Regions from separate parts of the Homo sapiens genome. Here region 2 is linked to region 1. Evidence: chromatin loops called from intact Hi-C (ENCODE). Cell type or tissue: CD4-positive, alpha-beta T cell. All regions are shown on one strand. Region 1 overlaps POU2F3 (POU class 2 homeobox 3). Region 2 overlaps NECTIN1 (nectin cell adhesion molecule 1).

The links. A loop is a pair of places that touch in the nucleus more often than their neighbours do. Peaks named below come from ENCODE experiments on the same cell type or tissue, not always from the same donor. Only the 100,000 strongest peaks of a DNase experiment are listed, where the experiment ranks them.
Region 2: it touches region 1 in a loop (7-fold over the local background); 7 of 110 quality-filtered maps call a loop at or near these places.

What each region holds. Positions count from the first base shown.
Region 1 is chr11:120,300,307-120,305,306 of GRCh38, forward strand. It overlaps POU2F3 (POU class 2 homeobox 3), which reads left to right. Exons shown (of 13, transcript NM_014352.4): 6 at 1,980-2,062; 7 at 4,724-4,906. Among named protein-coding and RNA genes, the nearest start is that of TLCD5, 22 kb to the right of the region's middle. In CD4-positive, alpha-beta T cell, a CTCF peak has its summit at 2,899 (motif pointing left); a DNase peak (open chromatin) is centred at 2,915; H3K27me3 peaks cover 341 bases.
Region 2 is chr11:119,663,932-119,668,931 of GRCh38, forward strand. It overlaps NECTIN1 (nectin cell adhesion molecule 1), which reads right to left. Exons shown (of 6, transcript NM_002855.5): 6 at 1-1,366. The coding sequence ends at 816. Among named protein-coding and RNA genes, the nearest start is that of NECTIN1-AS1, 43 kb to the right of the region's middle. RefSeq lists enhancers at 665-1,203, 1,204-1,740. In CD4-positive, alpha-beta T cell, a CTCF peak has its summit at 2,649 (motif pointing right); a DNase peak (open chromatin) is centred at 2,640.

The DNA of each region.
Region 1 (5,000 bases):
ATTTTTCTGACATTCCTCAAAATAACCTTGTAAAGTAGGTAGTTCTATTATGCCTCTGGTGACCTACTGGGAAGTTCCAGAACCGTTTAGCTGAGACCCATACTCTTGGTCATCACAGTGTGCTGCCTGTCCCACTCCCATCTCCATCAGCTAGGGTCAAAAGTGATGGAGGGTTGGCCAGGCTCGGTGGCTCACGCCTGTAATCCCAGCACTTTGGGAGGCCGAGGTGGACGGATCACTTGAGGCCAGAAGTTCGAGACCAGCCTGGCCAACATGGTAAAACTCTGTCTCCACTAAAAATACAAAAATTTGCCGGGTGTGGTGGTGCATGCCTGTAATCCCAGCTACTCAGGAGGTTGAGGCAAGAAAATCACCGGAACCTGGGAGGCAGAGGTTGCAGTGAGCCAAGATTGCACCACTGTCCTCCAGCCTGGGCGACAGAGCAAAACTCTGTCTCTGAAAAAAAAAAATAATGGAGGAAGTATAAACTCTCTCCTGTTGCACAAATCCCAAGTAGAGGTTTTGGAAATCCAGAATCCAAACAAAATGCAACTCTGCCTTCCGCCCTTAGCACCTGCACAAATGACAGTCACTATCCTTAGTTTCCAAGGCACCTCAGAATATTATGGTGATGAATGAGACCCTATTTGAATTTTTAAGTGTTTATTTTGGTTAAAAAATAAACATCATACTCCTGGAATGGAAAAGGGAAGGTAACAGTTTAATTTGTTTTCAGAAGACTGGAGAGCGACATGAAAATGGCCCAGGCTTATAACCACCTAGGTCAGTGTATGATGCAGTGGTGGAAAGACACTTCCAAATTTGGAGTCAGAAAAATTTACTGGTTTCTTTAAAAAGTCACTTACTAACTGTGTGTTTTGGGGAAAGTTACCTAACCTCTCTGAGCTTCCATTTCCTCTTCTGAAAAAATGGGATAATAGCAAGGCTCTGCCTCATGAGATTATTGAGAGTCACTTGAAATAATGCATGTGAAAAGGCTGTATCCATTTCAACCGCCATGTCAGAATTGCCATTAGTACCCAAGCCTCTCAACTCCCAGTTCTGGATTCCTTGTAAGAGCTTTCTTGCCTATGTATTTTAATAATGAACAATGAAGCCCTGACTTTTTGAAACTGAAGAGCATAAAGGTCAACATCAGCAGATGCTGTATGTACATTGTGACCCAGAACAGCCTAGGGAAAACAGAGACCCCAAAGTGCTGTTGAGTGACAAGCGATTGGGATGACCAACCCCATTGTCTGCTTTGGTGGTTTGATGGCCCCACTCCTGCTGGGAGAGTGAGCCACCAACCAGGCAGAGTCCCTCATGTACCGTTTTCCTGGGGAGGATGGAGAAGCCGGTATAATACATACTGCCCAAGGGAGTTTCCAGAGGCTCAGCCCTGGACTTTCCCTCCTCTCTCAGCCCTCTCTCCCAAGTATAAAATGTCCTGGTCAGCCACATGCCTCTGGCTAAGGCCCACTGCCCTTTAGAGCCGTATGGTCGTATCTGCTTGGTCTGGCATCCTCGCAGATTTGATTGGGCCTCTGTAGCCATAACCCAGCTACTTCTCCTGCAGGGAAAGCCAAAATCCTCAGCCCTAGCTTGAATTCTCAGCAGCCACCCTGCATCCTTTCCCTTCTTGGTTTTCTTCAGCTCTGGTAATCAGATCCCAGAGTAGATCGTCTTGACCCTCCTTAGCCTCTACGCCTCTCCAGACAGGCGGGCAGGTGGAAGGACTGGTTTGGGGACTGCTGTTTACATGTCTGTTTATCCCTGTATCTGATTTGCCTCCACCTGTATGTGGCAATGCCTGGCAGTGCTAGGAGGGCCTCTCCATGGGACTTGAGGTGGGTGGAGGGACCTGATCAGGTGGCAGGGGGTGGGGACAGTGATCGTGGTGCCAAAGTTGTAGCACATGTGTTTCAAATAGCCTGGATTTTATTTGTCTGTTCCTTTGTCCCTCCCCTTTCACCCAGGTCTGCAGCCAAATCTCCTCCCCTTTCCACAGCAACAAAGCGGTCTCCTCCTCCCACAGACTGGGCCGGGACTGGCATCCCAGGTAAACAACCCCATTCTTCCTGTTTCCTCTAGGAATGTCTCAGCTCTCACTGAGTTTAACTCACTGGTTTCCCCCTACCCCTTTAACAGGGCACTAACCCCTCTGGGGAGAGGGGATAGCAGGGAACTATCCATTGGCACAGGGGAAATCCAAGCTACAGCAAGTGGGGGGACAATTTACCAAGTGTCACTGGTGGGGCCACAGTTAGAATCCAGAGATTCCAGCTCCCAGGCCAGCCTCCTTCATGCTCCAGGCACTGAACTCCAACCCTGCACAGGCCCCAGCATTGCTCCTCTGAGAGCCAGGCTCAGCTCACTTCTCAGGCATACCAAGATGGCCACGAACCCTACCTAGGTGCTCTCAAGCCCCAAGAGGGAGACTAGAATACTACAGACCTGATGTCCCAGACCACAAAGCCAGTGTCTTTCACCTCTGGGCCACTATTCCAGATTGCCTCCTGCAGTGGGCACGTATATAGGCCAGTGGGCTGAGGTCTGGGAGAGGGGTTGTTTGCAGAGCTGCCATGGTTCCACACAGCACCTTTTTTCCAACTAGGAAAAAGGCACCTCTTCTGGCCAGGTGCAGTCTCATGCCAAGGTGGACAGATTGGCGACAGCAGCATGAGCTGTATCTTAGCTGCCATTCCTCCCCTGATCTGGGTGCCCCTGTACAGTTAATAACCTGCACAGCTGCATGAGATGGCTCTGCACAGATGGTTGGGCAGAATGGTTGGGAATGACTGCAGAGATCTCTGTGCTAAGATCCCCATGGCTCACCAAGAGCCCGGCCTTCAGAGAGGGCTGAGGCCACTAAAAGTACCTGGAGGGGAAGCTCGCCATCTAGTGGTTGAAATGGGGACACCAGCATCATAAGCTGCTCTTCCGCCTCCTCCTGGCTGCCCTCTCCAGAATCTCATAGCCATGGGCTTACAGCTGGAAGAGATCTTAGAATCTTCAAGATCAACTCTCATCTCTTATCATATTTTGGCATGGAGAGACTGGTAGCAGAGAGACCACATAGAAGATTATGAAGATCATCCAGGGGAGGGGTCATAAAGGATTGGCTTAGAGTTGTGGCAATAAGAAGAGGGGATGATTGAGGAGATGCTTTGGGAAGTTGAATCAGTGCAGTTTGCCAGTGGATTGGAGATGAAAGGAGGAGGGAGAAGGTCTAGCAGAGAGCCCCATAAGTCTTTGTCAAATGAAAGAACAAATGATTTAATGAAAAGGAAGGTTCAAAGAGGACTGGGGCTTTGTCCTGAGGGTCTGGTCTATGCCACACTCTCCTCACACACCCTCTCCCTGCAAACTAAGACCAAATTCATGATGGTTTCAGACTAAAAGACCCTTCACTGGGGGAAAGACTCCTAAACTTCTCTCTAGAGGTCCTTTTACCTTCTTCATCATAAGGATACCTATCTGAATGGTAAACCCAAATATCCCAGAGGAGAAGAAGTAATGTTTAGTCTACAAAAAGTAAATCAAAAAGGAGAGAAGAGGTGGATTTAGCCCTTTGAGCTAGCTGGCCACAGTGCCTGGACCCCTAGGCCCAGATTCCACTCTATCCTTGTGGAATGATAGATGTCCTTAAGATCGGATTCATTCCTGACCCCAAATAGGCACAGCATGGTTCTAGGTTTAAGGGTACGTTTTCCTATGAAAATAAGCTCAAGAAATAATATTTGGCTGGGCACGGTGGCTCATACTTGTAGTCCCAGCACTTTGGGAGGCCAAAGCAGGTAGATCACTTGAGCCCAGGAGTTTGAGACCAGCTTGGGCAACATGGTGAAGCCCTGTCTCTAAAAAAACAAAAGTTAGCCAGGTGTGGTGGCACACGCCTGTAGCCCCAGCTGTTCAGGAGCCTGAGGCAGGAGAATGACTTAAGCCCAGGAGGTTGACGCTGCAGTGAGCAGTGATTGTGCCACTACACTCTAGCCTGGGTGACAGAGTGAGATCCTGATTCAAAAAAAAAAAGAAGAAGAAGAAGAAAAAGAGAGAAAGAAAGAATATCTCCTAGCAACCCAAATGTGATCAAGGTGCATTTTATAAAGGTACTGATTAAAATACCTTTGATTAAAAACAAAACACTTTCATGAAAGAAAATGGTGGTTTAGAAAGTAAAATGAGGCACAAGAGTTTGACATTTTAGGAAAGTTCTATGAAGGCCATGAGTTATTGGATGTCCCCTGTTATCTTCAGTTAATGCCTGTTCAACACCTCAGTTACCTGCTTTATGGAAAAAAACAAAAAACAAAAAAACAAAGCAAGCAACCTTTTCTTTGTCCAGTTCTGTGATTTGTTTTTGGAATCTTTGTAAACAACCCTGCTAGCTCCTTTTATGGTAGAAAACTGAAAGGAGGAAGTAACCTGCTAAGACTCAAAAAGTGAGTCACAGGCTAAACTCAGGCCACCTCCCTATCCTGCACTCCTGATGTTTCTACCCAGATATTCCAGTTATTTGCTATACATTTATAGAAACTTTAATTTCCACTTCCATGCCACTGGAAAAATATAAGACTCCAATGTACCCAGGGTGTATCCAGGGATCTGTCATCCTCTAAGTGGGCCTATTAGTAAAAAAAAAAAAAAAAAAAAAAAAAAAAATCAGAAAATGTTATTTATTGATCTTCGTGGTGGATCTGCTTGGCGTGTTTCCTATCAGGCATTTGGGCACCCTGGGCTGCCAGGATCCTCTTTAGAACCCCACCTGGAAGCATCCCAGCATCTCCCAGTGCCCAAGCATCTACCCAGCTCTGGAGGGGCCGATGAGCCCAGTGACCTCGAGGAGCTGGAGAAGTTTGCCAAGACCTTCAAGCAGAGGCGCATTAAGCTGGGCTTCACACAGGTTTGGTTTTAGGGGAAAAGATAGAAGAAGTCTAGCCGAGCGGCTGGAGACTGGGCTTCCCAAGTGCAGGTTTCAAGAGCGACCAGAGGCTCGA
Region 2 (5,000 bases), 640 kb before region 1:
GAGAGGAGCAGTGTGTGCATGTGTGTGTGTGTGCACGTGTCAGCAGAGGCAGAGAGCAAGTGTGGGCTGGAGCCCACCTGGAGCCCCTAATGGAGGGGGCACATTGGGGATAAAGAGGGGACGCGTCAGAGCTAGGCCAACTCCACTCTCTGTGGGCCAATGAGGAAAAAAAATGTAAAACCACCCTCAGCAGGAAAACACTGCCCAAGGCCCCGCTTAACAAACAAGACTCCCTGGGAACTGGGGAGAAGCCGCACCCCTCCCCCTACCTCTTGGGCGCACCAGCTGTCTAGACCCAAGGTCCAAACTCCCAGCTGCATCAGATTTCACTGGTGGGTGTTGGGTTCCCTCTAGCCGGGAGGAGGAGCAGCATCTGGGGGTGTGGGGAGCTTTTCCCTCTTAGAGCCCCTTGAGCCCTCCACCCCCAGTGAAGAAACACAAACAAATTCCAGTGTAGGGGGGCGGGGGAGGCTGGCTCCCCAAACCCTGGAGGGATGCCCAGGTACACAAGACGAGAACAGGGCTCCCTACACAGAGGGCAGGCAGGTGGGGCCCGTAAAGGGAAGATACAGTAACACTAAAGCCACAGTCGAACACAACACCATGGGGAAGGGCGGAGGAGAGGGAGGAAATAAAACACAAAGCCAAGTCGTGGCTGCCCTGGGCTCCCCTGGCCCCCCAGGAGTTCGGGGCTGGCTTTGGGCAGCTGGGCAAGTCTCTGTTCAGCTCCTGGAGTGGGAGGTGGGGGGTGGGCAGGGGGCGTGCGGGGAGGGGCTGGGGAGGAGCGGTCACAGACAGAGGCTCTGGAAGGGGGGCTACACGTACCACTCCTTCTTGGAAATGAAAGACCCGTCGTTCTGAGAAACCATGTTCTCAGCCAAGTCCAGCTGCTCAGGGTCGTACTGGTAGCCCAGAGTCCGGTCCCCGTAGCCGTCCTGACGGGCCTCGGCCTCATCCACGGTGAAGTAGGGCCGCTTGGCGTCCTCGTCATATTTGGGGTGGGGGCCGCCCACCTTGCGCTCGCCCCCTCCACCGCCCTCCTCCTCCTCCTCCTCCTCCTCATAGCTGCTTCCACCCAGTGGGCCGGCCTTCTTCTCGTCGTCTGAGTCGTCGGGGTACTGCAGGTTCTGTGCCATTGGTGGGTGGTGCTGGGGGATGCCTGCCTTGCTGTAGCCGTTGCCATACACGTGCTTCTTGGTGCTGTAGTCACCCTTGAAGGTGTGCCGGCGCCGACGCAGGGCGACCACGATCCCGCCGACCACAATCAACACCAGCAGGATGCTCCCCGCCACGCCCCCAATGATGGCCGTGGGCACCGGCCCGGCGCGCCGCCCATGTTCGGGAGGAGACGGGGTGTAGGGGAATTCTGGGTGAGGAAAAGAGATGGAGGGGACAGCATCAGCGTGTGCTCCTGGGGTGTAGAGGGGGTGGGAGGGAGGCAGGGAAAGGAGAGGCCAGGAAGGACAGGCTGTCTGCACCCCAGGTTTGAGCAGCTCCAGTTCGAGGCCCCGCAGCACTCCACCCATCCTGGAGCCCTAACATGCCGCAGCGTTGGTAGCTGGAGTGAGAGACAGGCAAGAGGAGAGGCAGAGGGCAGTACCCACAGCACCAGGGTCTTCCATCCCCACTGTCCTTGGTGTGGTGCTGGCCCAGCTCAATCCCTATTCATGGTGCAGTGAGACACGTGTGCCAGTTCCAGCTGCAGCACACTGCCCACTCCATGCCATTCACAGCCACAACCCTGAGGAGGTATGCCATTCATTCTCATTGGATATCTGAGGAGCTGAGGCTTGCAGAGGTTAAAGAACTTGCCTGAGGCCACCCAGCAATGATGCATCGTTGCTTCTCCTGCACATAGAACGTGTGCAAATGTCACTGATACCCCTCTGCCAGACACCTGGCAGTCACTCTGCCCCAACACTATCAACTTGGCTTCCAAGACCCAGAACCAGGAGCCACCTAGGTGTTCTGCACCTGATTTTGTCTGCCTGCAGGGCACAGGGAAAACAGGTTCCCAGGCACTGGCTCAGGAGATGCCCCGTGAGTGCCAATCAGCTGCCAAGGTGCCAGAAACTAGGGCTGTGGTTCTTGGCTGTGGTCTGGGCCTGCAGGGCAAGGTGGGGGCCTGGCAGTGCTGCCAGCCTGGGTTATAAGTGTAAGACACCAGCATGGCAGGGCACAAGCACAGGGCAAGGACGGCAGAAATGGGGGTGAAAGCATGTGCGTGTGTGCGTGCGTGGCAATGTCGAGTACACACAAGTGGGCACATGCACAGGCATACACGCTTGCCGTCATAGCAAGCCTGCCACCCAGAGAGCACATGCTGGGAGGGCCTGCATGCCTGTGCCGACATGATGAACATGAGTGTGCAAATCTGTATGCCCCGTGGACACAGCCAAAATGAGGAGGCAGGAAAGGTGAAAAGAAGAGAAAGGAAGCAGGTGGGACAGGAGAGAAGGCTGGGTGGGTGGCTTTCTGTGCCAGTGGGGCCGGGCCACAGTACTGTTCTTTGGCCAACACTGCCCCTTCCCTTGCCTTACAGGGCCTGGGAAGGTGGCTGAAACCAGGGCCATGCCACGGGCCAAAGAGGCCCTAAGGTGAGGCTAAGGGAAATGGTTCCTGGCACCACCACAGGGTGGCACCAGAGACCACAGCTGGCCTCGGTCAGAGCCACTAGGCTGCGGGTCTAGGGCAAGCCCAGAAGGCTGACCTCAGCCGCTCAGGCCCTCCTTGCTCCAGGCCCACGTAAAGGGCCAGTTTGCCCGTATACTGTTTGCCTGTATACTGCTGCCAGCTCACTCTCTGATTCAGTATCTCTCACTCCATGGGAATCATGCTCCTCCCTGAGCCCACTCCCTCCTCCTGGGGCGTGTGTGGGGTGCTATCCCACTCGGCAGGCTGCAGCAGGGTGGAGATTCTAGGAAAGAGGAAAGGCCTTCCAGGAATTTGGGCGGGAAGGGCTGACGAAAACACAGGGCCCAAGGAAGGGGAGGCCACTCACTCATCCAAGGTCACGCGGCTGAGCCAGGACCCCCCAGGGGCTCCTATACACGTGGGCACTGGCAGAGGAGCACTGCCATGGAGGACCCCGCTCCCCACCTGCCACCACCATCCTCGGTGCAGGTCAGCCAGCAGCTGCCCAGTACATATCCATGGGATCTTTGTCCTGACCGCCTGTCTCCGCAGCAGCCTCCCTGGAACCTCAAGCATCTCCCGGCTCACCAGGTCCCATCTGTTTACCGCCCTCAAAAGGGCCCCGCAACTGCTCCCCACGAGATGGGAGCAGCCTCCACCAGGGGTTCCCCAGAGGCAGCTGGGAAGAACCTAGCCTCCTCTGTACTCAGCCTGCCTGCCCCCCTCCTCGGTTCTCACCCAGATCTGAATGATCTCTCCTGTCTACACCTGCCTTCCTCTCTTCATCCATCCCTCCCATCAGCAAACATACTGAGCATCTATCCTGCTAGTCACGGGATATGAGAAACTCACAGCCTCCCCAGGGAAGCAAAGGACACTCAGAGACAGCACATGCAGATGTTAAGGGAACAGGCAGGGAAGTGCAGGGTGCAGGGGAACGGGGTGGTGTGTCTTGGCATTAGAGAAGGCTTCTTGGAGGAGGCCGGACTTGGAGAGGCCAGGAGGATAAGGAAGCATCCAGATGGAGGGAGCTGCCATTTTTCTGAAACATGTCCCTTGCCTTCCCATACAAGATTCCGTGGTTCTCGGCTTTCCTCTCTGAGTGCTATCTCCAGCTGTGTTGCTCCTTTTCTCTGTTCCAGCTGTCTCGCTGGACGCTTTGTCCTGGGACCCTCAGCCTTGACCCTCTGCTTTCTTTCCTAGTGACAGACTAGTATCAACTTCTGGAGTCACCCTTATCCTGCTGGCTGTCCAAATTATTTAGGGTACATAGTTCTCGCCCAACTCTGGGACTGTATCTCCACAGCATCTCCCAAACTGTGGCCCATGGAATCTCAAACCATTGGCTCAAAGGGTCAGCAAAAATAGGGGGGTCGAGATGTTGGCTTAGACAAAAGCATCAGAGCCTGTTACCTTCTCGTGCACACTGTGAACTACTAGAGGGACACGTCAAATGCCATGTTTCCCAACATACTGGAACATGAACCCCATACCTCCTGCCTCCAAGACAGTCTCACATAACTGATATCTAGGTGGACACATTAGAAAAACTGACCTCTAGCACACCCTCATTTGGAATTCTCACCACCACTTCAAAACCCATCTGTACCAACCTGGTTTGCCATCTTCCTTCTAAACCCTCTCCATTCGATACAACTTCCTGTCGCCACTGTCACCACCATGGAACTTATGCCAGGTTTTACTGCTGTGGTCGATTCCTAAATCTCCCACTTTCCTTTTGCCTCTGCCTGCCTTGAATCACCCCACCCGCAGTCACCAGGTTAATCTTCACTCTGTAGACACAACCACTCGCTTTCTCAAAGACCAGCAATGGCTCCCCAACTGCCTGTTGGGCTGTGCAGTCTGGCCTTCAAAGCTTCCATCATGCAACCGTATCTTGGGTTTGGTCAACTCACCTTCCTTGCTGTCCTTGTTATCCAAGTTGATTCCTTACTGCAAGCCTTTACACATGCAGTTTGCCCCGCCAGGAGTGCCTTTCCTCATCCTCCCTCCCCACCGATTGCACTTCTCCAGCCCCTTCTTCAGGAGCCTTCTCTTCTCCAGTTTACCGTGATCTTTTTCTCTTTCGAATTTTTATGTACTAATGGTCTGCACCTCTCATTCTGGTTGTGACAATTGCTAAGGTCATTCCATTAATCACATACTGACATAGCATGGTAAAGCCTGTATAAATTGCAAATAAATGCAAATTAGAAGTTACCATGGCTGGCTCTGGTCCTTCTGCCAGTTTTCAAATGGCTAAAGTTCTTCTCTTCTGCAGGAATGAGGACAGGGTTTGAGGAAGTGGCAGCCTCATGATCATTTGGGATTGACTCATTTCAGTGTGTTGCAGTAGTCTATAAGCT